2 separate regions of the Mus musculus genome follow, and region 1 is linked to region 2. The links are chromatin loops, found by intact Hi-C in ENCODE. Cell type or tissue: left cerebral cortex. All regions are shown on one strand.

Region 1 (8,000 bases), 63 kb after region 2:
GCACTGTGGAAAGCTGCACGAGATTCCAGGGTTGGAATGGAAATGCTAATTTAAAAGGTCAAGCGGAGCTGCGCCTCACGTTTTTGGCGTCCGTGTGCTCCGTGCGGGCGGAGCGAACAAAGACCGGGCCAGAGGAGCCAGACGCCCAGATCCCTCTCGCTGCGTTTCCCCAAAATAGTTCTGGAATCATGCCTGAAATGCCGGAGGCCATGGAACAGGTAAGAGCTAGCAATTCAAGACTCGGTGGCGGCTCGGCGATGCGCTAAAATCGATTCCAAACCGCTGCTACGAGCAGAAAGGGTGTAAATAAAATGCTAGCCGGTACCATTTATTTCCTTAAGAAACGTAAGCTTGGTACACAGAATAAACTATCTAGGGTTTCTGACCCAGGAAATCAAGCCCAGTTTAATAAATAAGACGTGAAGCAGAACGATAATTTCATTCTCCACATTGAGTGCAACTGTAGTGAAGGCTCTGTGTAGTGCAAGATTTAACCCGTGGTGCATGCCCAGGTTTTTTGTCTTTTGTCTTTTGTCTTGTGGAGCTTGAATCTGCTAATGGGACTTTCAGTTCCAGTTTGCACTCTTTGAGACGTGACTCCCCAACCCCCATCGGAAGTCAGACATTGGCTGTAAACAGAGCCTTTTCTTATTAAATAAGCTATACCCAACTTTTGCCTGACTTGTGTCAAACCGTACTCTTATATATAGGCAAGCAAACATTTTCTCACTCTCTTCACAAGGTTGCTCTGAGAATCACACTAATTGTGGAAAATTTTGAGTCTTCCTATTGAGTACATTTTATGATCCCCTCTAGGAAGCAAACTACACACACATCAACCAGAAACTTGAAATATTCTCACTTTTAATTAGGATGAGGGATCTTGGATTTGTCCCTCCCTCGGACTTCTAATTATTATTATAATTTAGTGTTGGGATAGCTAGCCCTTTTAATAACCATAAGACCCGGATTATAAAAAAAAAATTCGAAAAGTAGGGAGCCTTAGGCTGCCTTTGTTTGCTCTTCCAAAGAGTGAGGGAATAAATTCTTTAGTGGGGGGGGGTGGGGTGGGGGGGTGGGAGAAAAACTATCACCTGACTGAGGAAAACTTTTCCCAAGGGGCAGCTTAATCCTTAGTCTAAAAATAAACCAAAAGGATTCTGAAAATGAGGCCTTTGGGGGTAATTCAGGCAGTGGTCACGTTTTGGGGCGAGTTTTGAAATCCCTTATCGTGGGTGTCTGGATGGGAATAGATTGTTGGGTAGAGAGTGGGCGGAGAAAAAGTGTGCCCGGGCTTTTTTTCAGGGTAAATTTCACTGGCTTGCCTGTTGCTGTGCTTCGGAGCTTGTAACCTGCAGGTTACAGTTGAGAGCTGAGTCAGACCCTGCGAGCTGTTGTTTCTGATTAACTTTTGAACAACCACACAGGGCTGGAAGGAGCGCCTGGCATTCCGCCCTTCCTTGGCTCCCTCATTTTAAGTCTTAGCAGCTCCTCCTTGGCTTGGCTCCAGCAGCCCCGGGCGTCGTCGTCCCCTAAGTGAAGCCTCCAAAGGGCAGCCAGGACGCCTGTTAAATCTACTTAAAAGTTGACTGGGCTTGTTAGCACAGTTGAGTTTCTCCTGTGGTTCTGCGGGGGGGGAAATACGAAGAACCTGCCTTTTAGAAAGTAACATTCTCTCCCACACCTTTTTATTTTTAATTAGCTAAAAATAAACAGTTTTCAAACTTCACAGCATTTTTTTTTTAGCATTCCAGAAAAACATAGCTTTCAGGGATGTTAATGACTCTGAGCACAGTCCTATTTTTATTCTTTCTTCTTGCCTTAAAGGACGAACCGCACCTTGCCTAGGTTGGTTGTTCACTCCTGTAACCCTTTGATGCCTTTGGACAAGGAAACTAGAGAGGATCAGAAATTGCAGGTCTTTCTCTGAGCCCAAGGCCAGCCTGAGGTTCGGACTGCCTAAAACCAACTCAGTCCAGCCTTAGCTCTGTGTTCACGGGACAACCCTTACCTTCTTGCCTCCTAACTTTACAGATGTTTTAGTCTATTTTCTATAATACATGCTTGGTTGACTCCTAGGCATTTCGCAGTCTGCAAACCTAGGCGAATCGATTCCTTACCCTTCACTAAGAAGGAATAAGTAGGAGAGATTTTAAAAAAACAAACAAAAAAGCCAACACTCTTAAACCCAAGGAAGCCTGCATCCATCGCTTGGCACCAGTGCCTGCGTTCTAACGCTCTATCTCCTTAAGAACTGGCACATGGGCTGACAGCGTCCCTTGAGGTTCCGCCCCTTTTTGAACGCGTGGCGAGAGGCGGCCAATCAACAGGCGCGGCCAGGGCGGCGGAAGCCGGAAGCGGCAGCCGGGGTCGGCCTGGGCCTAGGGGAGGAGGGCCAAGGGCGCGGGCGCTGCGGCCCCTGGCAGTGCTGCGCTAGTGGAGCTTGCGGTCGCGACTGAAGCGGCGCAAAGACTGCGGGCATGGTGGGCCGGGAGAAGGAGCTCTCCATCCACTTCGTCCCCGGCTGCTGCCAGCTGGTGGAGGTGAGCTTCGGGGCATGGAGCCGGGGTGGCGCCTTTGAGTTTGTTTACCTCTCTCCCTGTAGGGCTGCGCTCACGCCCGCTGCAGCCCGGGGAGCGCGGAGGTGGAGACTCCCGGTGCCTCCCGCCGCCTCCCGCGGGCTGGCTCCCGTTTCAGTAGTCATCATCTTTGTTTTGTGTTCCTGGATCTTTAAGGACAGGGGGAGAGTGACTTTCCATAAATGGCGGTGTCGGCGGGGTCAACTTGGTGAATTCATAGTTTGCACGGGGCGGGTTCCTTGAGGCACTTTTAAGGCTGTCAGGATTTCCGACTGTGCGGTGCTGTGAACGCTCAGGCTCCCTGGTAGGCAGACGGGCACCGCCTCGAGTTTATTCAGGAAGGTTTGAGCAGGAATTCCAGTGTTGGGCTTTTAGCTTCTACGTTTTCTGAACCGCTGTATTTTGCGTGGTGGAAGACTGCTGAAAGAAATTGCATGTCTGGTAAACTTCCCCCAGCATGTTTCCAAGTCTGGTCCACGGTCCCGTGTTTCAAGCCCGTTAAGTACTTACTGACCTACAGAATGTATCCAGCACAGTCGATGAACTAATGTGTCTTGCTGATATAAAAACGCCTAGGATGTGGCCAGTTTTTTTTTTTTTTTTAATGCAAACTTTTAATTTGGGGGAGGGTCCTGTGCTTGCTAGAGTTACTAGAGATAAGGGAGTCCCTATTGAGATGAGGGATTCTTGTTAAGAGTATACCGCCATAAGATTAGGCTATTATTAGGTGAACCTGTAGCGCCTTTTCTTAATTGGCGATTGACTTGGGAGGACGGAGCCCCTGGGCTGTTATAGTCCTGAGTTGTTTAGGAAAGCTGGCTGAGGAATTAAGCAGTTTTCACAAGGCCTGTGTGAGCTCCTGCCTCCAGGGTCTTGTCCTAACTTCCTTCAGGGGCGAACAGTGATGTGGAAATGGTAAGCTAAGTACCTCCTGCCAAACAATGCTTTGATGTTTTCACACAGCAATAGAAACCCAAACTAGAACTCAGTATGTGTTGTCCAGGCTGGCCTTGGACTCAGATGCTTCTGCCTCGAGGAGTGCTGGGATTGAAGATCTGAGCCACCACAACCAGTTGATAATGGGAAATTTTTACATTTGCGTGATGCACATTCAATATTATCTCCAAATGGCTGGGCCTTAGCCAAAGTTCGAATGTATTTGCAGTTCCAGACTGGTGACGGCATGTGACCAAAGGTGTGTGCGTATGAGCATGTATTCGTGTAGGCTTAATGCATTTCCCCAGTTCAGTAAAAGAAAAGTAGAGAGTGGTAAACTGAGTGTGCTAACTCATGTCTGTAATCTCAGTACTCAGGAAGTTTGTAGTGGTGAGGAGATGTGATTGCTTTTTAGGGTGGTTTTTTGTTTGTTTGTTTGTTTTTTCTTTCTGTTGTTGCATTTGTTTGTTTGTTTTAAACAGTCTCACTGTGTATTCATGGCTGTCCTCAAATCCCCGGAGATCTGCGTGGCTCCACCTCCAGTGGGCTGGGATTGATGATGCCACCACACCCAGCAACCTTTTTCATTAAAAAAAAAAATGGTACAGTAGCTGAGCGTGGCGGCTTATACTTCAGTCCCATCACTCTAAAAGCTGAGGCAGGAATGATTATCAGGCAAGCCAAGGTTACATAGTGAGACCCTGTTTCATAAAAGCAGATAACAGGCAGAAGGTGCAGACAGCTGGAATCTGCATGCTGGTGTTGCTCTCTCAACCTGTGCAACTGACATTCACTCTTGTTGCCAGCTGAGACTTGGCATAGTTAATGTTAGTGAGGCAGCCTGATACCAATTCCTGTTAAGAACACTGCCTGTGTGTACGTACAGGGAGTTGAGCTGTTCCCCTCTGAATTCCATTCCTATTAAGCAATCTAGATATCTTGTTTCTTAAATCCCAAGGGTGTCCAAGGATGTTAGAGAGGTAGAGAGTGAATGTGAAAACTTGAAAGTGTTGAAAGTGAATGTGAAACTTTCTGGTTGTTTTGTATTTGTTTTCCCAGACAGATCAGGGCTGGTCTTGAATTCATTGAGACCCTCCTGCATCAGATGATTTTTTTTTTCAATTATGCATGATTGCTAAGTGTATAGCCGTGTACCATGTGTCTGATACCTACTAGGGCCAATAGAAGGTGTCCATTCCAGTAGAGCTGGAGTTACAGGGAGGTGTGAGCTGCCCAGGATGGACTCTGAGGACCCAATGCCAGTCCTCTGCAAGAGCAACTTTTTTTTTTTTTTTTTTTTTTTTAGGTTTTTAAATGTTATGTGTGTGGGTGTTTGGCCTGTATGTTTGTTCACCACATGCATGCAGTACCCTTTGAGGTCCACAGAGGATGTTGGCTCCCCAAGGAACTGGAGTCACACATATTGTTGATACCTGCCGTGTAGGTGTTGGGACTCAAACCACGCTCTCCAGCCCCATCTGTTTTCCTTTATGGTGTTTTCCCAGACCTCTTCATGGTATTTGTTACATGTACAGTGTTGTGAATCTATACTAGACTTAGCATGCTTTGACCCCGTTTATTTCAGCTGTGTGTGTGGTGTGTGTGTGTGTGTGTGTGTGTGTACGTGTACAAGTATAGTTTTTGAGACAGGGTCTTGCCTAGTGGGCCGCACTGGCCTGGAATCCCCTCCGTAGAGCAGGCTATGCTCAGGCTGCTGGCACCCTCCTGTTCACTGAGGTCATCACTGCACCTGGTTTAGAGTTAAGCCTTTGGAGAGTTATTTTCTTGCCAAAGTTCGAAGAAAACATTTTGCCGGATCAAGTCTTCATTTTCATAAATTGCCTGGCTTAGAGCCAAGTGTTATAAAGGACACCACATGAAGTCTCATTAATGTTTTTTTAAAAATGTTTTGAAATTCATTGAATTAAAATCCTTAATAGATTTTTTTTTCTATGCTGCCCTCCCCCATCCCTGCCCTTTGGATTTCAGCTTTTGTTAAATGCTAGAAACAGCTGATTTGGGGGTCCTTAATTAAAGTATGTATGTTTACTAAATCATTTACCCGAAAATGTCTTTGGATATTGCCTGTATATATGTGTGTGTGCACACTTTTTTTTTCCAACTCAGAATTATGTGACTTTAACAGAAATAGGACCTTGTGATAAAATCTAATGAAAGTTTGAGCCCCAGAGCTCATGCTTTGGCTACAGGTGTGTGACTCTCTGCTGGCTGAAAACATTATTTTTAAAAAGGAAAAGTTGGCTTTACTTAAGAATTTGGCAGGAAAGTGTTACTCAATTTTTGGAACTTTGCCTTGAGTATACAAAAATCAAAATATTCTTTAAGCAGTAATTTTAAATTTTTACTGTGAACACAAATGTTTTTTCAGTTTTTTTTTCTATCTGTATCTGTTAGTCATAAGTATTTTGTGTAAGTAAATTTAGTGCTGACCGAGGGACATATTAGTTGACTTTATTCCAAATAAACTCCTATGAAATGTCGACCAATTTTCTTTTTTTTAAAGATTTATTTATTTATTTTATGTATGAGTACAATTATAGCTGACTTCAGACAAACCAGAAGAGGGTGTCAGAACCCATTACAGATGGTTGTGAGCCACCATGTGTTTGCTGGGAATTGAACTCAGGACCTTTGGAAGAGTAGTCAGTGCTCTTAGCAGCTGAGCCATTTCTCCAGCCCTGACCGATTTTCAGTCCTGTCAAAATGTGACTCATCTGAGCCTTGTGCATTTTCAGAATATCTTAGAAGATGTGAAACGCCTGTTGACTAATTATGGGGTGATATGATCACTTCATCCATCATAAAGAAAGTAACTTCCATTGTTAATATGAAATCTAAATCAAATGGGGAAGTTGTTAGTGATCTCAGGTTCTTTTTCTTGATTACTAAAACTTTATTCTTACTCATCTAAAAAAAGTAAACTTACTTTATGTACATGAGTGTATGTATGTGTACCATAACCATGTGCACGCCTGGTACCCACAGAAGCCAGAAGAGGGCATCAGATCCTCTGAAACGGGAGCTAAGGACAGATGTTAGCTGCCATTTGAATGCTGGGAATCAAACCCAGGTCTGCCATCTCTTCTACCCATTCATTCTCTCTCTCTCTCTCTCTCTCTCTCTCTCTCCCTCTCTCCCTCTCTCCCTCTCCCTCCCTCCCTCCCCCCCCCTCTCTCTCTCACACACACACACACACACACACACACACACACACGTATGACCAGAAGAGGGCAATCAGATCTGCAGTAATGGATAATTGTAAGCCATCCAATGTTTGTCTTCTACAAAAACGGTGTGCTCATAAACAAGTCTTCCTTGTCTCGAGGAGGCTGATTGTCAGTGGGGACTGGAAAGATGGCTGTGGTTAAGAGTTCTGTGTGGATTTGCAGAGGACCCAGGCTCACTGTAACTCCAGTTCCAGATGATTTTATACCGTCTTCTGATCTCCCCAGGCAATGCAGGTAGTACACACATATGCATACAGAGCAAAAACACTCAGACAGAGCAAATAAAATAAACACAAACTCATTAAGTCTTGCAGTTGTTGATGCAGGTGGATTGATTAATCTAACTTTAAAACTGACTTTTAGGTAGTGGAATTAATTTAAAAAAATAGTTAACATTTCAGGTATGTGGTACACAATAATGCCTTTAAGAGAATTATGGCTTTAACCCCTTTATTCTTCTAGGAGGAAGTGAACATCCCTAGCCGGCGGGTTCTCATTACTGGTGCCACTGGGCTTCTTGGCAGAGCAGTTTACAAAGAGTTTCAGCAGAGCAACTGGCACACCGTTGGCTGTGGCTTTCGAAGAGCAAGACCAAAATTCGAACAAGTGAACCTGTTGGATTCTGAAGCTGTTCATCACCTCATTCATGATTTCCAGGTATGGGCTTGTATGTCTGCAGTTGTTATGTGTTCTCTTAGGACTTGCCTGGCTTATACAGAAAGTGTGTGCTTGGTTTGGTTGCGGGAAGTTGTGCTTGAAAGTTGTGACCCGTTGAGCCACCACAATGCAGAGTGTCCTTGTGTGGCATGCTGTGGAGTGGTGCTTGGTGTTGAGGCAAGAGGTTCCCGAGCGTGCTGGCAGGTGTTCTGTCCCAGAGCTGGATCCTCTTCCCTGTCCTCCACAGCATGTGGGGAGGCATGGCTTGTGTTGATGCAGTACTTTCCTTGTGATGCTTGCCGTGAAGTGTTAGGGTGCTGTCTGGGAACGGGGTGGGGGTTGGGGGGGGGTGGAAATATTTCTGCTTTAATGTTAAGAAAGTATGATCAGGGGAACTTCAGTAACCTGTTTGCTGTAACCTGACAAAAGTTAGAGGAAAATGAAGACTTTGTTCTCCTTGCCATCCGATTTCAGCTTTGGTTCTCTCTAAGTGTGATTCTGGAAGCATGAGTATTAGAAACACACAGAAGCCTGATTGCAGACTGCATGCCCAGAGTGTGATGTTTTAAGTCTGGGGCGG
Region 2 (8,000 bases):
AAGGCCTAGGAATACTAGGAGAGGATGGAAAGGCTTTCAGAGCTGAAGGGGCATGGTGCCATCAAACGCTATCTTCTGGACATGACATGTCCATTGCAGTCAGAAAGTTACAGTATTTGTGACTGTGTTCATAAGACCAGAACACACACACACACACACACACACACGCGACAGCAGAGGCCAGAAAGACAGCTCCAAAGTTTAGAGCACCCGGGTTGCAACTGCAGAGCTCTAACATTCTCCTCCCCATTTCCTAGGGCATTGCACAAACACCCATACATACACACAAATATATAAATAATTAAAAATGAAAGTAAAGTGTATTTTAATTGAAATAGAAAAGGAGAAATAAGCAAAGACTGCCTATTATATTTGTTTCTTAAACGTGTCAGTAAAATAATTTTCATATAAAGAATTGAGAATTAAAAAAGAAAACACAGGATCCTAAGAGAAAATATTTTTTAACACATAATGTACTGCCAACAAATTCTCAACAGGAATTTTAAACATAAGACGTAGAAGGTAACAAAAGTCATTTGAAAATTCTTATTAGCATTAACACTCTTTAAGCTTCCTTCAAAGTTAAGAAAACCGATAAAAGAATAAACAGAACCAACTATTTACATAAAGCACTTAAGAACACAGTTAATCATAAAAGGCTACCATTTACCACATGCTTCCCAGCACTTAATCTTCCCACTTATATAGGATTAAGACATTTCTCCTGCCTATTTTTGAGCAGCCAAGATAGAAACCCAAATTGAAAAAAAAAAAAAAATGGGAGGAGAGAGATGGCTCACTAGAGCATGTCTTAAGTTGGGATTTTATTGCTGTGAACAGACACAATCATCACAGCAGCTGTTATAAAGGAAAACATTTCACTGGGGCTGGCTTACAGTTTCAGAGGTTTAGTCCATTATTGTCATGGCAGGAAGCGTGGCAGGCAGACATGGTTCTGGAGAAGGAGCTGAGAGCTCTGCCTCTGGATTCACAGGCAGCAGGAAGAGCAAATGAGCCAGTAGGTCTGATTTTGAGCTTCAGAGATCTCAAAGCCAATTGCTACTGAAGCACTTTCTCCGACAAAGCCACACCTTCTAATAGTGCCACTCTCTATGAACTTATGGGGGCTATTTTTATTCACACCACCACAGAGCACTTATAAATTACTGGTTTTGTAGATTTACAGAACCAGGGATCCAAATGAATACTGTTCCTTGGTCAACTCACAGCTAACTGCCTGAAATGCCAGATCCAACATCTCTGGTCTCTGAGGGTAGCCACATTCCTGTGCCATACATTCCCCACTTCACCAACACCCCCAGATATAATTTTAAAATCTAAAACTTTTTTTTTAATTAAAGAGAAAAGGCCAGGCATGATGGTGCATGTTTTTAATCCCAGCACTAGGAGAGTCAGAGGCAGGTGGATCTCTAAGTTCAAGACCAGCCTAGTTTACATAGCTAAGGAGTTCCAGGACAGCTTGGACTACATAAAGACCCTGTCTCAAATAAAACATCACTTGTATCTAGTTAATGACCGTTATGGACGGCCAGCCGGCTTGGCTCTTTCTTATTTTCATGAGATGTACTGGAATGGACAAAATCCTGAACACCACCGTCACCACCCCAACTCCTCACCCTCACCCCCACTGCAGCCATGCGAGCTGAGAACCTACTCTCTGTGCATTGCTCCTGAGGACATGCCCTTCCCCGCTACCCCCGAAAGGAGTCCAGCAAGAGTTCAGGATAATTATTTTTCCGTTAACCTGGTAGAGAAGAGGCTTATAGAGATTAATTTTGTAAGAATAATGTTCCTTCACACCCTATTCTGAAGCCTGAGATTCGGCTCACTGCAGATGGGGTTTTCCAGGCACTGTTCTTTGCTGTTTTCTGCCAGACATATGGCATTTTAAGTCACTGATGATAGTATGAGGGTGCTACAAGAACAAATTCAGAAAATTAGCAGAGGACCAAGAAACTACATACTCTGACATCATTGTAACATCTGAGAAGTTTTGCAAGAAACAAAATAAGATAACGATGAACTGATTCCTAAAACTCAGAGAGAACACTCTAGAGAAGCCTATAGAGAACACTATAGAGAAGCCTACCATCTCATTATCTGTAAAGAGAACGAAAGCATTTTTTTTTTTTAACTTGCCATTGTGTTTTTAGAAAGAGGGGACTGAGCTGCAGTGAACAACAACAAAAGGAAAAAAGCAAAAACCAAAACAATGCAAAACAAAAACCCTCACAGTACATTCTGGTCCGCTACCCAGACCAATCTGGCTAATAGAGGCCAGACCTGCCCGGGCAAGCCTTGGCACTGAACACTCAGTTCCGCAGCTTAAGGAAGGACAGTTCGGAAATGCTCCAATGAGAGAGGCTGCGAGAGTCGGGCGTGGCTCGAAAGGGGAGGAGAATTGAAGTCTGGACAACGGGAAGTGTGCGCTGATTGGCCGAGCTTCCTCAGAGACCATCCATCAAAAGAACCACACCAATCAGCGACGTAGATGCGTCCCAGCTAGAGAGCCAGGTCTCCAGCTTGTTCCCCCACTGCCCGGCGCAGTCCTTCGCTGCGCGCTGACCCCGAGGAAGGCAGTACTTGGTCAGGGCGCTGAGGGACCCTCCACCGGGACGCCGGCCCCTCCCCGGGCCTCTGCTCACTTGACCCCCACTCCCTAGTCCGTCCCCTTAGTAGGCCTGTCGGATCGGGGACGTGGGGCGAGCTGAGAGCAGGCCCGGGGTGGGTGGTCACCGTGGTGAAGACGTGGCTGTCAAGGTGAGAGGGGACTATGGGGTGGATCTCAGAACCCTGCACTCCGGAACGCAAGCCCGGGCTAGTCTGCGCCTAGAGAGAGGCGCAGCGGGAGCGGTATTCCTATGTCATGCCTCCCAGTCCCAACCTGCACCCCTGAACTGAGTTAGTGGTTCCTCACCAAGACGACCTTCCTGTCACATCTTTAAACTGCCCAGGGAAGAATCGTCCTCTGTATCCAGGGCTTAGGTTGTGCCCAGGACTCAGAGGAAGTGTAATGCATACTTCCACCAATGCAACTCCCCAGCTTCACCTAACTTTTTCTTTTGGTTTTTAAATGGCGTTAGACTATTCGGAGCACTGAGTGCTAAGCACCGTGCCACACTGAGTCATATCGTGTGTTATTCACAGCCACTCCAAGAAACAGATGTTGTCACCCTCATTTCACAGGTGTAAAAATAAGCTCATTACCTGGAAATAAATGGGCACCTGTGTGCTAAGCGGTTTGTGTGACTCCTTTTAAGCTACCCAATCTATGAGCTATGAGATTGTAGGTAATAATCGTATTTCTACTTCATAGGTAAGGAACTAAGGTTCACGTTGTTAACATATATGGCAGAGTATGTACTATCATTTGACTTTTAGTTTGGGTGTATCATGTGGGGCAGTATCTATTTGTGGCATGTACTGACAATGAAGAAGTCTTTGCTTAAGTAGAGAAAAAAAATTTTTAAGCCATAGTTTATGTCCTATACAAACTCACAATTTAGGAATGTGACCTACTGGGAGAAGGTAAAAATACTTACAGACCTTGGCTTTGCAGTGTCTTCGTCTTAGACGTAATGGAAATGGGGTGGGGGGTGGAGGGGGCATGCACTATAAAGCACTTTTTGCCACAATGCAGAGATAGCCAGGCAGGGTTCTTATGCTCTTTTCTGGGTTTGTTCTATTTATAGATGATAGAAGTACTGACAACTGACTCTCAGAAACTGCTACACCAGCTGAACACCCTGTTGGAACAGGAGTCTAGATGTCAGCCAAAGGTCTGCGGCTTGAAACTAATTGAGTCGGCCCATGATAATGGCCTCAGAATGACTGCAAGATTACGGGACTTTGAAGTAAAAGATCTACTTAGTCTAACTCAGTTCTTTGGCTTTGACACGGAGACATTTTCCCTAGCTGTGAATTTACTGGACAGATTCTTGTCTAAAATGAAGGTATGTTTATGTTACAATATCTCAGCTCTTAATTTCGCTCCATGTGTTTAAGAGATCAAATTGCAGAGGGCTGGAGAAATGGCTCAGTAGCTAGGAGTGCATGTTGGTCTTCCAGAAAATCTAAATTAAGTTCCAACAGCTAGGTGGGCAGTTGAAATCTGAGGCCCTCTTCTAGCCTCCTCTGGCACATGCACAAATGTACCAAACACACTCACACACACATCAAATTAATAAAAAGGAAAAAAAGCCATCAAATTTCTGGATTAGGGCTGGTATACAAAAACCACTTTCAAATGTGGCAATGCTTCCTTTCCATAATGAAGACTTGTAAAACATCACTTATTAGTTGTATACTGAAGTAGAAAGTAATTTAACATCAAGCCATTAATTGTAGTACTCCAGTAGCGGGAAAGCTGGCTCTATGTAACAAACTGTCTTGAGCCAGCAAAGTAGCTGAACACAGAGAGTACTTGTTACACAGGCCTCAGAGAGTCAAGTCTGAGTGCTGTCCCTGGAACACTTAAGTGAAGAGAATGAACCAAGTCCCCAAATCTGTCCTCTGACCTTCACACATACACTAGGGCAGACACACGCCCTCCTAGCTAACTCTCCCTTACACAGAGGAATAATCAAAATAAAATTAAGGGCCTGGTGAAATGCCTTTAATCCTAGCACTCGGATGGCAAAGACAGGCAGGTTTCTGTGAGTTCGAGGCCAGCCAGGTAGACATAGTGACTTCCAGGACAGTCAAGGATACACAGTGAGACCATTTCAAAAGATAAAAATTAAAACAAAAAACAAAAAACAAAAACATAGAAATTTCTTAAAAACTGTCTTACATATATTTGTATGTTTGTGTGTGTTTGTGTGCATATGGACACACCCATGCTGCAATATTATGTAGAGATGAGGACCACTGCAGGAATACGGATCCTGGGGATTGAACCCAGGTCATCAGCCGCCTTTCCCACTGAGCCACCACACTAGCCCCAATCAAAACCTTTCTTGATAGACTGGATATTTCCACTCATCTATTCACATCATAGATTTAAAGTTAAATCTCCGTTAAAGTCTGAATGTTAGGTTGTGGATTAGGAATTAGGGTGTATTTCTTAATTACTACCCATATATAAAAATTCTAATTCCCTTAGCCATCTGGCATTTCCAGCTCCAGGTTGCATGCAATAGAAAAGGAAGGGTTTACGGAGTTATTTCCCAGTAACTGACAAAATATTCATATGGCTTTCAAAGCTTAACTCTTAAGACAGCAACTATCTTCCCTATCCACCCAAAGCCACTGGTTTCAAGTAGGGTACAGAAGACTGTCAGGCTCCTGTCAAATCTGTTGTAGCGATTTGTCTTGATATACTTTTCATAATGACGGTCTGAGTCGTCCTAGGTTCCCTCTGTGTCCTACTGAAGCACTGTAAAGACACTGGTGTGTTTGTAGGTACAGGCGAAGCATCTTGGGTGTGTTGGACTGAGCTGCTTTTATTTGGCTGTGAAAGCGACTGAAGAGGAAAGGAATGTCCCACTGGCGACTGATTTGATCCGAATAAGTCAGTATAGGTTCACGGTTTCAGACCTGATGAGAATGGAGAAGATTGTGTTGGAGAAAGTGTGTTGGAAAGTCAAAGCTACTACTGCCTTTCAATTTCTGCAGCTCTATTATTCACTCGTTCACGACACCTTGCCATTTGAGAGGTATGTGAAATTTGTTTCGAACAAAAAAAAAAAAAAAAGCTTGGAAATCAAAGGGATACTGTCTGAAGGTTTCATAAAATCGGGATTTTCATCATAGAATTCGGATCAAAATAAGGACCTATGGTCCCTTGTACTTTGCTGCCTAACAGAAGTGAAAAGATGCCTGCCAGTCATTTAGTGAAAGTTCCTTCTTAAGAAACATATTAATGAGAATATATTACTATAAATGCAGTGGGGCTTTTGTTTTTTAATTTATGTACAGATAAGTGGCACGTTTCTACTCTACAGAACCTAGGAAATAAACATTTAACATAAATTATCGAAATACATTCAAAAGATGCAGAATTTTTATTGAAATAAAATCATGGTATTTGTGGTATACTACTGTTCACTAAATGGTTTTTGACCAGAATCATTTAAAACTCGTTTAAGACGTTCCTGACACTGATAGGAGAGAATTTCCTTTTCTTAAAATAATTTTTATATAGTGTGTATGAGTTTTATTTTAAAAACTACCTTCAATACATTTTTAAAACTGCCAACTAGATATGTCCACATAAAATCAATCCCATTTTCTTTTTAAAGGAGAAACGATCTGAATTTTGAAAGACTAGAAGCCCAACTTAAGGCCTGCCACTGCAGGATCATATTTTCTAAGGCAAAGGTACATATTTTATATGATTAATCCTAATTACAGAAACCTATTTTTGTCATTGACATTTACTTTATATTTATCCTTTTCAGCCTTCTGTGCTGGCGCTATCTATCCTTGCGTTGGAGATCCAAGCACTGAAATACGTAGAGTTAACAGAAGGAGTAGAATGTATTCAGAAACATTCCAAGGTATGCCAAGGTTATAGCACTGGTCCTATTAGCAAGCTACAAGAGAAATGTATCCACTGTACGTGCTAAAGTAGAACAAGACGCTGTGTATTGATCTGAAGCTTACATGGTTCTCCCTTAGTTCCCTTTGGATGATGTGGATATTAATGAGAATATATTACTATAAATACAGTGGGGCTTTTTTTTTTAATTTATGTACAGATAAGTGGCCGAGATTTGACCTTCTGGCAAGAGCTTGTTTCCAAGTGTTTAACTGAATATTCATCAAACAAGTGCTCCAAACCTAACGGTCAGAAGTTGAAATGGATTGTGTCTGGACGCACTGCACGGCAACTGAAGCACAGTTATTATAGAATAACTCACCTCCCAACGATTCCTGAGACCATTTGTTAGTTGATAAATCTGGTTGTTATTCTCTGTATACAGAAAATTTTCCAGTATGATCATTTTCTGCTACAACTGAAGAATTGAAATACTATCTTCAATATAAAGAATATGGGATGAAAACATAAAGGAAAAGTGAATTGTTGACTGGTCTAGATAGAGAATACTGGAAGGCATTCACTGTGTACAGTGCGTAGCAGTTTTAAGAGAAAAGACATATCAAACCCCTAGATATACGCTAATACTTTTCATCAAAAGATTAGCGTAGTAGCAAAGAGAATACTTTAAACTCGAATTTTAAAAGTAGTTACTGAAATAGCACTTCTTTAAATTACGTACCACCCCACTGTAGCTTATTTAAAGTTGCATAAGCCCATGCAGAACAACAAGCAATGTGACCCATATATGAACAAATTTTAATCTGCCCATCGACTATGAAAATGAAGTACAAACCTGGGTGATGGACTTACAAAGTAATATAGGGCATGCCCATGTTAGGTTTCTGGAAACTGCCAGAGTGTCTTAATTCTATAGCTAGTATTTTACCTCTATAGCATTTGGACTAATACAAAGTAATTATATGCATGAAAATATAAAATTGGTCTCTGATACATACACATTTTTGACATCTAAATTTCTTAATCATAGCAAAGATTTATCTTTTTATGATTAAAAACAATTTTTTCCTTAATGCATGGCAGCACATGCCTTTAATCCCAGCACTAGAGAGGCAGAGACAGGTAGATCTCTGAGTTCAAAGCCAGGCTGGTCTACACAGTGAGTTCCAAGACAGCTAGAGACCTTGTCTCAAAAACACTCAAAACAACCAAACACCAGGGGTAAATGTTGCTGGGAAGTCAGGGAAGATGGTTTAGAAGGGAAGCCTGACAACCTGACTTCATTCTTCAGGACCCACATGATGGAAGGAGAGAACGAAGAACTCCCAAGTTCTCTCACATATGCACATACCTCACCACCCCCCGCAGGAAATACATGATCATGCGTCTGAGATATCACCAGTTCACCTTTAGCAGCTCGCAGTTTGTAGGCAGATTTCTGTTAAGTTGGGTCTGTGTTGTTTGCCTATGTAGCAGG

The links. Peaks named below come from ENCODE experiments on the same cell type or tissue, not always from the same donor. Only the 100,000 strongest peaks of a DNase experiment are listed, where the experiment ranks them.
Region 1: it touches region 2 in a loop (5-fold over the local background); 19 of 42 quality-filtered maps call a loop at or near these places.

Annotation. Positions count from the first base shown.
Region 1 is chr11:40,687,021-40,695,020 of GRCm38, reverse strand. It overlaps Mat2b (methionine adenosyltransferase II, beta), which reads left to right and starts at 2,339. Exons shown (of 7, transcript NM_134017.2): 1 at 2,339-2,543; 2 at 7,226-7,420. The coding sequence starts at 2,481. In left cerebral cortex, CTCF peaks have their summits at 4,903 and 6,528 (motif pointing right); DNase peaks (open chromatin) are centred at 2,308, 3,645, 4,207, 4,932 and 3 more places; H3K4me3 peaks cover 4,749 bases; H3K27ac peaks cover 2,958 bases.
Region 2 is chr11:40,749,782-40,757,781 of GRCm38, reverse strand. It overlaps Ccng1 (cyclin G1), which reads left to right and starts at 2,496. Exons shown (of 6, transcript NM_009831.2): 1 at 2,496-2,781; 2 at 3,714-3,974; 3 at 5,425-5,678; 4 at 6,264-6,342; 5 at 6,423-6,521; 6 at 6,723-8,000. The coding sequence starts at 3,714. The coding sequence ends at 6,914. In left cerebral cortex, no CTCF peak of the experiment used is centred here; DNase peaks (open chromatin) are centred at 2,439, 3,086, 3,824, 5,371 and 2 more places; H3K4me3 peaks cover 2,530 bases; H3K27ac peaks cover 1,749 bases.